2 separate regions of the Mus musculus genome follow, and region 1 is linked to region 2. A link is a loop called in an ENCODE intact Hi-C map of the cell type or tissue named here. Cell type or tissue: left cerebral cortex. All regions are shown on one strand. Links, peaks and the distances in the headings refer to the core of each region. The heading gives the core; the rest is flanking DNA.

The links. Hi-C counts contacts between places; a loop is a spot of excess contacts. Peaks named below come from ENCODE experiments on the same cell type or tissue, not always from the same donor. Only the 100,000 strongest peaks of a DNase experiment are listed, where the experiment ranks them.
Region 1: it touches region 2 in a loop (2.5-fold over the local background); 3 of 42 quality-filtered maps call a loop at or near these places.

What each region holds. Positions count from the first base shown.
Region 1 is chrX:8,072,150-8,076,530 of GRCm38, reverse strand. Suv39h1 (suppressor of variegation 3-9 1) reads left to right here and starts at 1,771. Exons shown (of 6, transcript NM_011514.2): 1 at 1,771-1,987; 2 at 4,063-4,208. The coding sequence starts at 1,969. In left cerebral cortex, for the core only: a CTCF peak has its summit at 1,922; DNase peaks (open chromatin) are centred at 1,793 and 2,486; H3K4me3 peaks cover 1,701 bases; H3K27ac peaks cover 485 bases.
Region 2 is chrX:7,946,242-7,950,622 of GRCm38, reverse strand. It overlaps Hdac6 (histone deacetylase 6), which reads left to right and starts at 2,734. Exons shown (of 29, transcript NM_001130416.1): 1 at 2,734-2,973; 2 at 3,379-3,498; 3 at 3,592-3,720; 4 at 3,872-3,960. The coding sequence starts at 3,409. Gm39488 (a long non-coding RNA gene) reads right to left here and starts at 2,478. Exons shown (of 4, transcript XR_878039.3): 1 at 2,016-2,478. It also overlaps the pseudogene Psmb6-ps. In left cerebral cortex, for the core only: no CTCF peak of the experiment used is centred there; a DNase peak (open chromatin) is centred at 2,599; H3K4me3 peaks cover 1,676 bases; H3K27ac peaks cover 468 bases.

The sequences.
Region 1 (4,381 bases), core at 188-4,187, 130 kb before region 2:
CTGACTAAACATCCACAGGTAGTACGGTCAGTGGGATACCTAGACTGACTACCTGCTTATCTGAAAAGGTGAGAGGGAGAATGAATGAGTCCCGGGGTTAGCTGAGGAACAGCTCTGTCAGGAAAGCTCCCCCGTCCCCCTCAGATACATGCATGGTTGCAAAGTATCCTGATAGAATCCAAGTCTCTCTGAGGAACCTAACACTTCAGAAGATTGACCCATAATGGAAATGAGAAAAGATAGAGTCATTATAGGAACCCAGCTTGACTTGACCACAGCCATTTTAGTCAACTTCAGTGGTGGTAGGGCACAGGGCCTCAGCATACTTTCCAAACCTATAGGATAAACAAAGCCATTAAGATAAGGCAGGCTCCAGCTGCAGATGTAGCAGAGAATGACCTTATCTGGCGTCAATGGGAGGGGAGGCCCTTGGTCCTGTGGAAGCTCGATGCCCCAGCAAGTAAGGGGATGCTAGGGTGGTGAGGCGGGAGTGGTTTGGTGGTGGTAGGGGAGCACCCTCATAGAAGCAGGGAGGATGGAGGATGGGATAGGAGGTTTCCAGGGGGAAAATAGGGAAAAGGTTTAACATTTGAAATGTAAATACATAAAATAACCAATTTTTAAAAAAAGGAAAAAAAAAGAAAATCTAAAAAAAAAAAAAAGATAAGTCAGGGAAGCATTTCATGATAACTACTGATGCCCAAATTACTTTAAGCTGATATTTAGTGAAATGGATTTAGAAAAATAATTGATGGGCCACATTGAAGTTTGTGTAGCACGTAACTCTGTCCTCCTGCTGTGCAGTATAGGGTTTCTCATGTCTTGTTGACACTAGAGATATGAATACGTCTGTAAATCTGTAATAATTGCACTTTGCGAAATCCTGGCTCTTTCTAACTCTTCTGGTATATGTGCGTGTTACTGTGGACTGTGTACGTGTGCATACACATATGTAGGCTAGAGGTCAACAGCAGGCATCTCCCTTGATTGTGATCCATTTTCTTTTTAATTCTTATTACATTTATTGGGTGTGTGTATGTGTGTATGCAGACACATATGTAGGTCAAAGGTCAATGGTAAGCATCATCCTTGATTGATCTCATTGTATTTTTTTTAATATTAAATTTATTTGGGGTATGTGTGTATACACCTACCAAAGTGCAGGTGTGAACAGAGGACAGCTTACAGGAATGGGTTCTGTCCTCTAAGAGCAAGCTTGGGGCTCCTGTCTCCCTCCTCCAGCACTTTGTCGCTGGGTGTGGCTCTTACATGGGTGCTGACAATAATTTGTCCTGACCTAATCCCAGTCCACTTCGGGACATGGGTGGCCATTGGAGTTTGAGACGTCTCCTTCAAGGAAGATGGAGAAAGGGCTGCCTGGCTAACAATGTGATGGGGACAGTTTGAGGGAATAGCAGGCTGCCTGACAAGGGTTGTGCTTCTATGAACTCAGACGGCTGCAGGGCACAGATGGATGCTACTATTGACTGAGTGTGAATGAAGAAGCGAGTGATGGAAACGGACATCTGATGGCGGCGACCGACTTATTATTTATTTCAATCAGGTGACTGGCTGAGCACCTATATATATGGCTCTAGGTCCACCCTGGCAGTGAATGCCTGCGCGAGGTTAAAATAAATGACTGGCAGAATTGGGGTTGCACAAAACAAGCCCTTTATGACTGGCTGACGCCGCGATTGGCTAGCAATATGACTGACAAGGGGCGGGTCCTGGAGCAAAGGCAAGCTTTGCTACTGCGCAGGCGCACTCTGAATAAAGGCAGCGAGCACGGGCTCTCGAGACCACTCCTGGTGACGGGAGGAGTCCAGGCACAGCTCCGCGGTTGGTCCGAGCCGGAGCTGCGAGCGGCGAGGAGCGGCCAATCGACTGCGCGTCCCCGGCCACGCCCGCGCGCGCTCTCTTCTCGCGAGGCCGGTTAGGCCCGAATGTTGTTAGCTGTGGAGAAAGATGGCGGAAAATTTAAAAGGTGAAGCTGTGGTGCTAGAGACGCGAGCTACTGGCCCGGCCGAGTAGAATGGAGGGAAGGTGGCCGGGGCTCCAGGCCAGGCGTCCGGAGCTACGGAGCCTGGAGCTGGAAGGCCGGCGCGGCAAACGTGGGGGCCGAGAGCGCGGGCCCGGCGCGCGGGCAGGGCGGGGCTGAGGGGAGGGGGCGCGTGCTTCGGCCGCGGGGGGCGCGGGGCTGCGCAGGCCGCGCGCGGGGTTTCTCGGCCGCGCGCGGCTGGCCGGCGCGCCTACGCGCGTGAGAGAGAGTCCTGAAGGAGAAGGTTGCGGCCACGCGCGGGAAAAGGCGGCTCTCAGTGACCGTTACCCTTTCGGTTTCCACGGGAGACGCCGGAAGGGGAGGAAGAAGTGGAACGGACCCCCTTCTCAAAATGGGGGAGCCGGCGACTCTAGGTGGGAAAGGGATCGAGGCGAGATGGGGGCAGGGTTTTCGGGTAGACGAGTCTCCCCGGAAAGCGGGACTTGGTGGGGGGGCCTCGGTGAGAGGAGGGCTCGGCTCCTCCATGTGCAGGAAAAGAGGGGTGACTTGTGCGTGCTGGGCGGGCTCCTCGGCCTCGAGTAGAGCGCTGAGAAGAGATTCCACAAGTGTGAGCCGGAGCTGCGGTGGGGAGGAGTGCGGCTGCTGGCACTGCAAATGGTATTTGCAGGCCACTTCTTGGGGCTTTCAAAGGCGTTCCAGACGCAGGTTAGAGGCTCCGGGAACCGAGAGGCCTCGGAGGAGAGGGATTAGTCTCTGCTGGGCCTTGGATAAAAAAGGATCAGTGTATATGTACGCAGTGATCTTTTTTTCTTTTGAAGTGTTTGTGTGTTCTTAGGTTACCATCTAGAGCATCTTATTAGGATTGTTTTAGATTTGAGTCGTATGATGGGAGGAGAAAAAAACCATCCTTAAAAGATGGCATTGGCTACTGACAGCATACACCTAGCATCAAGTGGTTTTGTGACATATTTTGATTTTTTAAAAATGGCTTCTAAAATTACGTTGAAGAAGGGATGTGCTCTGAAGCAAAAAAATGTGTATACTTTAAATCCGCTTCTCTTGAACAATAATTTTGGTGACCAAGAGTCATTGTCGGGGCTTACCTACCACATGTATTGTTTACATGTTCCTGAATTGAGAGCAGATCCCTTCGAATTGAGTTGTACTTTTCACCCCCGAGACAGGGATTTTTTTTTTCCTTGAGACAGACTACGGCTGTCCTAGAACTCAGAGATCAGCTTGTCTCTGCCTTTCCTGGGTCTAAAGGTATGCACCACTATGCCCAGTTTAATGTAATATCTTTCTACAATCTTTATAATTACAAAACCTAAAGTCCTTTGAAATAAAAGTCTTTCTTAAATGTGTCACTAATCATGGCAAGGGATTTTTAAAAGTGAAATTATTCAGTGAGAATATTTAATGTGAAAAATCAAGGCTTTTGCTATAGATGTGTTTGCTGTTAATGTGTTTTGAGTATAGATGGCTTAATGTCCTATGCCAGGAATTCGCCTAAAATTACTTGTGTAAAATTCCCAAATGTTTGAATTCCAAAATCCAGTGGCCCAGGAGTTTCAGATAAGTGAAGACTTTATAGCAACACCTCTGTTTGTTGCCCTAGGGATTTTTGTCCTACCCTGACTCTCTTAGTTAACGCACCCCAGTCTTTTGCAAAGTGCAAAGAGCATTGCTTAAGGCTCTGACCGAAGGTAAGTCTGCAGGCAGCTTAAGGCCTTGGATGTTCTGCCAGTGGATCCCTTTATGGACGGGCCCATTGCTACAAGCGCCACTTCATCCTTGCCATTCCAGAGTTAGGGGGCCAGAGTTTGGAGTAGAAGATTCTCCCAGATGAGGGCATAGGTCCTCTGATAGGAGAACTGGACCCTTCCATGTGCAGGGAAAGACAGGTTGATGCTTCCTGGTGTGTAGGCTTATTTCCAGGTGTTGCCCTGAGAATTGAGCATTAGGGTTCAAGGAATTGGCACTTCCTGTTGCAGAGGATCTTAGCTTTGGGTAAGGCCCGTCGATTACATTTTTGTGAGTCTTTGGCCTTCTCATTCTAGGTTGCAGTGTGTGCTGTAAATCTTCTTGGAATCAACTGCAGGACCTGTGCCGACTAGCCAAGCTTTCTTGTCCTGCCCTTGGTGTTTCTAAGAAGAATCTGTATGACTTTGAAGTTGAATACCTGTGTGATTATAAGAAGATCCGTGTAAGTCTGGTGTGAGTGTGTGTGTAGAGAGAGAGAGAGAGAGAGAGAGAGAGAAAGACAGATACTACACTGGCAGGGGACCCTCTTCTCCACCAACCCCACATCTGTTTGCAAAGAGGATTTTTCTCCTCTGATTCTTCCTGGGGGGAAATAGAATGAATTGACCCTCTTAT
Region 2 (4,381 bases), core at 174-4,173:
ATACCGGAGCAGTAGCAGATGCTGTCAGTTACCAGCTTGGTTTCCACAGTATTGAACTGAACAATTCTCCACTAGTACACATGGCTGCCAGGCTCTTTAAGGAGATGTGTTACCGGTGCAGAGAAGATCTGATGGCAGGAATCATCATTGTAGGCTGGGACCCTCAAGAAGGAGGGCAGGTGTCCTCTGTACCCATGAAGGGTATGATGGTAAGACAATCTTTTGCCACCGGAGCCTCCGGAAGCTCATACATCTATGACTATGTTGGTGCTATCCATCCTGAAGGCACGACCAAGGACGAATGTCTGCAGTTCACTGCCAATGCTCTCTCTTTGGCTAGAAAACACGAAGGCTCCAGTGGAGGAGTTATCCGCTTGGCAACCATTCAAGGATCAGGGGTAGAGCGGCAGGTGCTTTGAGGAGACCAGATCCCCAAGTTTACCACTGCCACTTTGTCACCTCCCTGAAGCCTAGATGCAAAAGCTAATAAACAGTGTTAAAGAAAAAAATAAGTAAACAAATATAATTTTTAAAACAAATGGTTGGCTGGGTGGTGGTGGCGCATGCCTTTAACCCCAGCACTTGGGAGGGAGAGGCAGGCAGATTTCTGAGTTCGAGGCCAGCCTGGTCTACAAAGTGAGTTCCAGGACAGCCAGGGATATACAGAAAAACCCTGTCTCAAAAACAAACAAACAAACAACAAAAAATACCAAACAAACAAACAAAAAACCCCAAATGGTTGTTAAGCTGGGCAGTGCTGGCACATTCCTTTAATCCCAGCACTTGAGAGGCAGAGGCAGGTGAATTTCTGAGTTCGAGGCCAGCCTGGTCTATAAAGTGAGTTCCAGGACAGCCAGGGATATACAAAGAAACCCTGTCTCAAAAAAAAAAAAAAAAAAAAAAAAAAAAAAAAAAAAACCAACCAACCAAACAAACAAAAAAACCAAATGGTTATTAAGCTGGGCAGTGCTGGCACATTCCTTTAATCCCAGCACTCGGGAGGCAGAGGCAGGTGGATTTCTGAGTTCAAGGCCAGCCTGGTCTACAGAGTGAGTTCCAGGACAGCCAGGGCTACACAGAGAAACCCTGTCTCGAAAATCCAAAAAGAAAAACCAAAACAAACAAAAAACCCAAATGACTGTTGCTGTTTTGTTTGTTTGTTTAAGAAAGATTAACTGGGCACAGTGTTGCCCAGCTGCTCAGAAAGCTGAGACATGAAGATCCCTTGAGGCCAGAAGTTCTAAGCAGCCTGGACATGAAAGCAAGGTCATTTTTAAAAGAAAGGAAGTGTATCATAAAGATTAGATGTGGATGCAAAGCCTAAGCTATTTGCAATCTTAGCTTTTATAAGGTTTACTGAGCCCCGTTGTGCAGGAACCGTCTCTATTGTTCGGCTGGCGGGCATCACCATCCTAGAATGTTTTTAGGTATTATTATTATTTTCTTTAGTGTGTGTAGATTTAGATAGCCCGTGCTGAGAACATGTTCTGTGCTGAGAACATGGAGGACTGAAACTGGCATTTGCAAGAGGTTCAGAGGGTCTGGCTGCTGGAGTATGGAACTGTCAATCTATTTGCTAGTCAGTGATGCAGAACTCCAGATGGATTCTTTCTGGTCTCTGCCAACAGGTCCTTAGGAAACGATGTCCTTGACATGGGGAGATCAGGACAACTCGGCCACCTGTGGGATTTATACTTAGAAGGGATGGCCATCTCAAAGAGTCACAGGGACAATTTTCCTTCCTCGGTCCACCACATGCTGTAAGTTTGATGACTCGGTGGAGGGGGACAGGTAGGCTGAGCTCCCATTCAGGAGACACTGTCCTTCGAAAGTCCATTCTGGCCTTGGTACTAGCATCTCAATTTTCCAGGTAAGGAAACAGGACAGAACTGTGACCTGTCCAAGATCTAAATCTAAGTCCCCGTGTGTGTAGTCTACAGAGCAGCTTTACAATGCAAACTACCTCACGAAAGTCGGGCTTTCTGACATAGTGAGCAGCCCCACCCCTGCCTCACCTCGTAGAGACTCCTTCCAGTCCCCATTTCCGCTGCAGAACATTAATAGCTAACATTTGGGGATGCTTCTTGAATACCATCGCAGTGGCCACCAGCTCAGAAACTTATCAGCATTTACTATCACGCTCATTTTGGCTGCCACCAGCCAAAGTCTATTATTAGCGTTTATCTCCAACTAGTCACCCGCAGGCGCGAGTTACGTCAACGCCAAAAGCAGCTCGGGAATCTAGCTTCTTTGATTTGTTCTCGAATCACTGCACAACACAACTGATGTGGATCCGTAGGTCTCCTAGGATGACTAGCCTGGACTTGAGACTGGCAGCCATAGCCAGTCAGAACGACCGCAGCGGCGAATGCGGGGGTGGGGTGTGCGTGCGTGTGTGTGGGGAGGGGTGGTAGCGCTAGGGGCAGATCCGGGTCTCGAACTAGGGAGTAGCACCCCACGCAGGCGCAGTATGATCAGTTTCCATGGCCAAGCTCGCGAGAGGTGTGGTTTGCGCCTGAAGCGTTGTGGGCGGACTGAATCCATGTTGGGGGCTGGACGTGGGCGGGCAAATGAAAAAGCTCAGCCCAATGGAAAAGAAGGGATCAGGTGCCCGGGGCCACACAGGTCGCCGGGAATTTGGCGGCGTGAGCCTAGGGCGGAGTTTGAAAAGGAGGCAGAGCTCAGTGAGTAGGGACGGAAGGATTGGCCAGCGTCGGTGGCTGGGCGGGAGATGGGCGGAGGCTTGGAAGGGGCTGAGGGAGCCTGGTTAAACGGTAGGCGTCTGGGAAGGGGGTGGGGTCTGAAGGATTCTGATCGAAAGGGGCAGTCCTCGGAGCAGCGGGGCACGGGGAAAGCTCGGGGCGAGATCTGCGCGAGTGGAAGGCGCTGGTTCGGCCCTGCAGGAGGTGGAGTTGAGTGAGTCTTTAAAGGTGCTGCCGAGGCCGCGGCAGCCCGGTCTGGCGGACTAGAAAGGTGGGTGATTTTTCTGGGGAAATAGGCTGAAGCGGGCAGGTTGCAGAAGCCAAGCGTTCCGGGCGCAGATTAGAGGTATGAAAGGATGTGGGAAGTGGATGGGGGGGGGGCGGTGATTGGGTAGGGCAGGCCTAAGAAGAGCCTGATTGAGCCTGGGGTTACCTCGTTTAGTGAATAGGCAAAATGAGGAAAGAGAATCGGATAAAAGCAGCGAGGTCCAGGGGGACCGGACAGGACCAGGTTTCCTCTAGCAGAAGATGGCCTGGGGGGTGGGGGCGGTTTAGAAGGCTCGGGAATGGACCCGGTGAAGGCTGCGATCTAGACTAGGGGGCGGGGCCGAGGAAGGGACAGGGATGTGGGGTCCTCTGGACACTCCAGCTGCCTCACCAACTACACCTTTGCTAGAGCCTTTCCAGGAGCTGAGGCTCTTCAGCCATGACCTCCACCGGCCAAGATTCTTCTACTAGACAGCGAAAGAGTAGGCACAATCCCCAGTCACCCCTTCAGGAATCCAGCGCCACCTTGGTGAGGCCCCAGACCTGCCCTGATGGGGGGGGGGGGTGGAGGGTGAAGCCAGCCAGCCATGTCCAGACTCTGATTTTTCTGTCTGATTGGCAGAAGCGTGGTGGAAAGAAGTGTGCTGTACCCCACTCCAGCCCCAATCTAGCGGAGGTAAAGAAGAAAGGCAAAATGAAGAAGCTGAGCCAACCAGCTGAAGAGGACCTAGTTGTGGGGCTTCAAGGGCTGGTGAGAGAGACCTGGCTGCAACTTGGCCTTCTTTACCAAACAAAACAGTGATTCCCCCCCCTCCCCCCCCCCATCCAGGACCGATGGTATGAAGTGTTTTCTCTGATTGTAGTCCAGAGTGAATCTGGGTTTCTTTTCTTTGCCCCTGCAGGATCTGAACCCTGAGACAAGAGTGCCAGTTGGTACTGGATTGGTGTTTGATGAACAACTAAATGACTTCCATTGCCTTTGGGATGACAGGTGGGTGAGGCTGGCACCTCCAAATGATCCCCAAACTAGAACATTTCCACAAGTGCCCCTTTCTTCTCACAAACAAGAGTGAATTTTTGCTGCTTCTAGCCTGTAGTCTGGAAGCAGGTGATTTAGGGAGATGGGGATCATTCTTGAAAGATTTCTCTGTTAAGCCAATAAACAGTTATCAAGAGTCTCCTGTGTGCCGAGACTTAGTGATAGATGTGAGCAATAGAAAAGTCCCTTCTCCGCTGGCCGGTGAGTGTGCAGGGAGATCATTAAACCCCCAACAGCGGTATAAACTGTTCAATGAAGACCAAATGACTGGGCACTCCAGGTCTCTGTAGCCTAGGCAGCCTGGAACTCACTATGTAGTCTATGTCAGCCTCAAACCTTTGATAAGCCTCCTGTCTTAGCCTCTCGAGTGCTC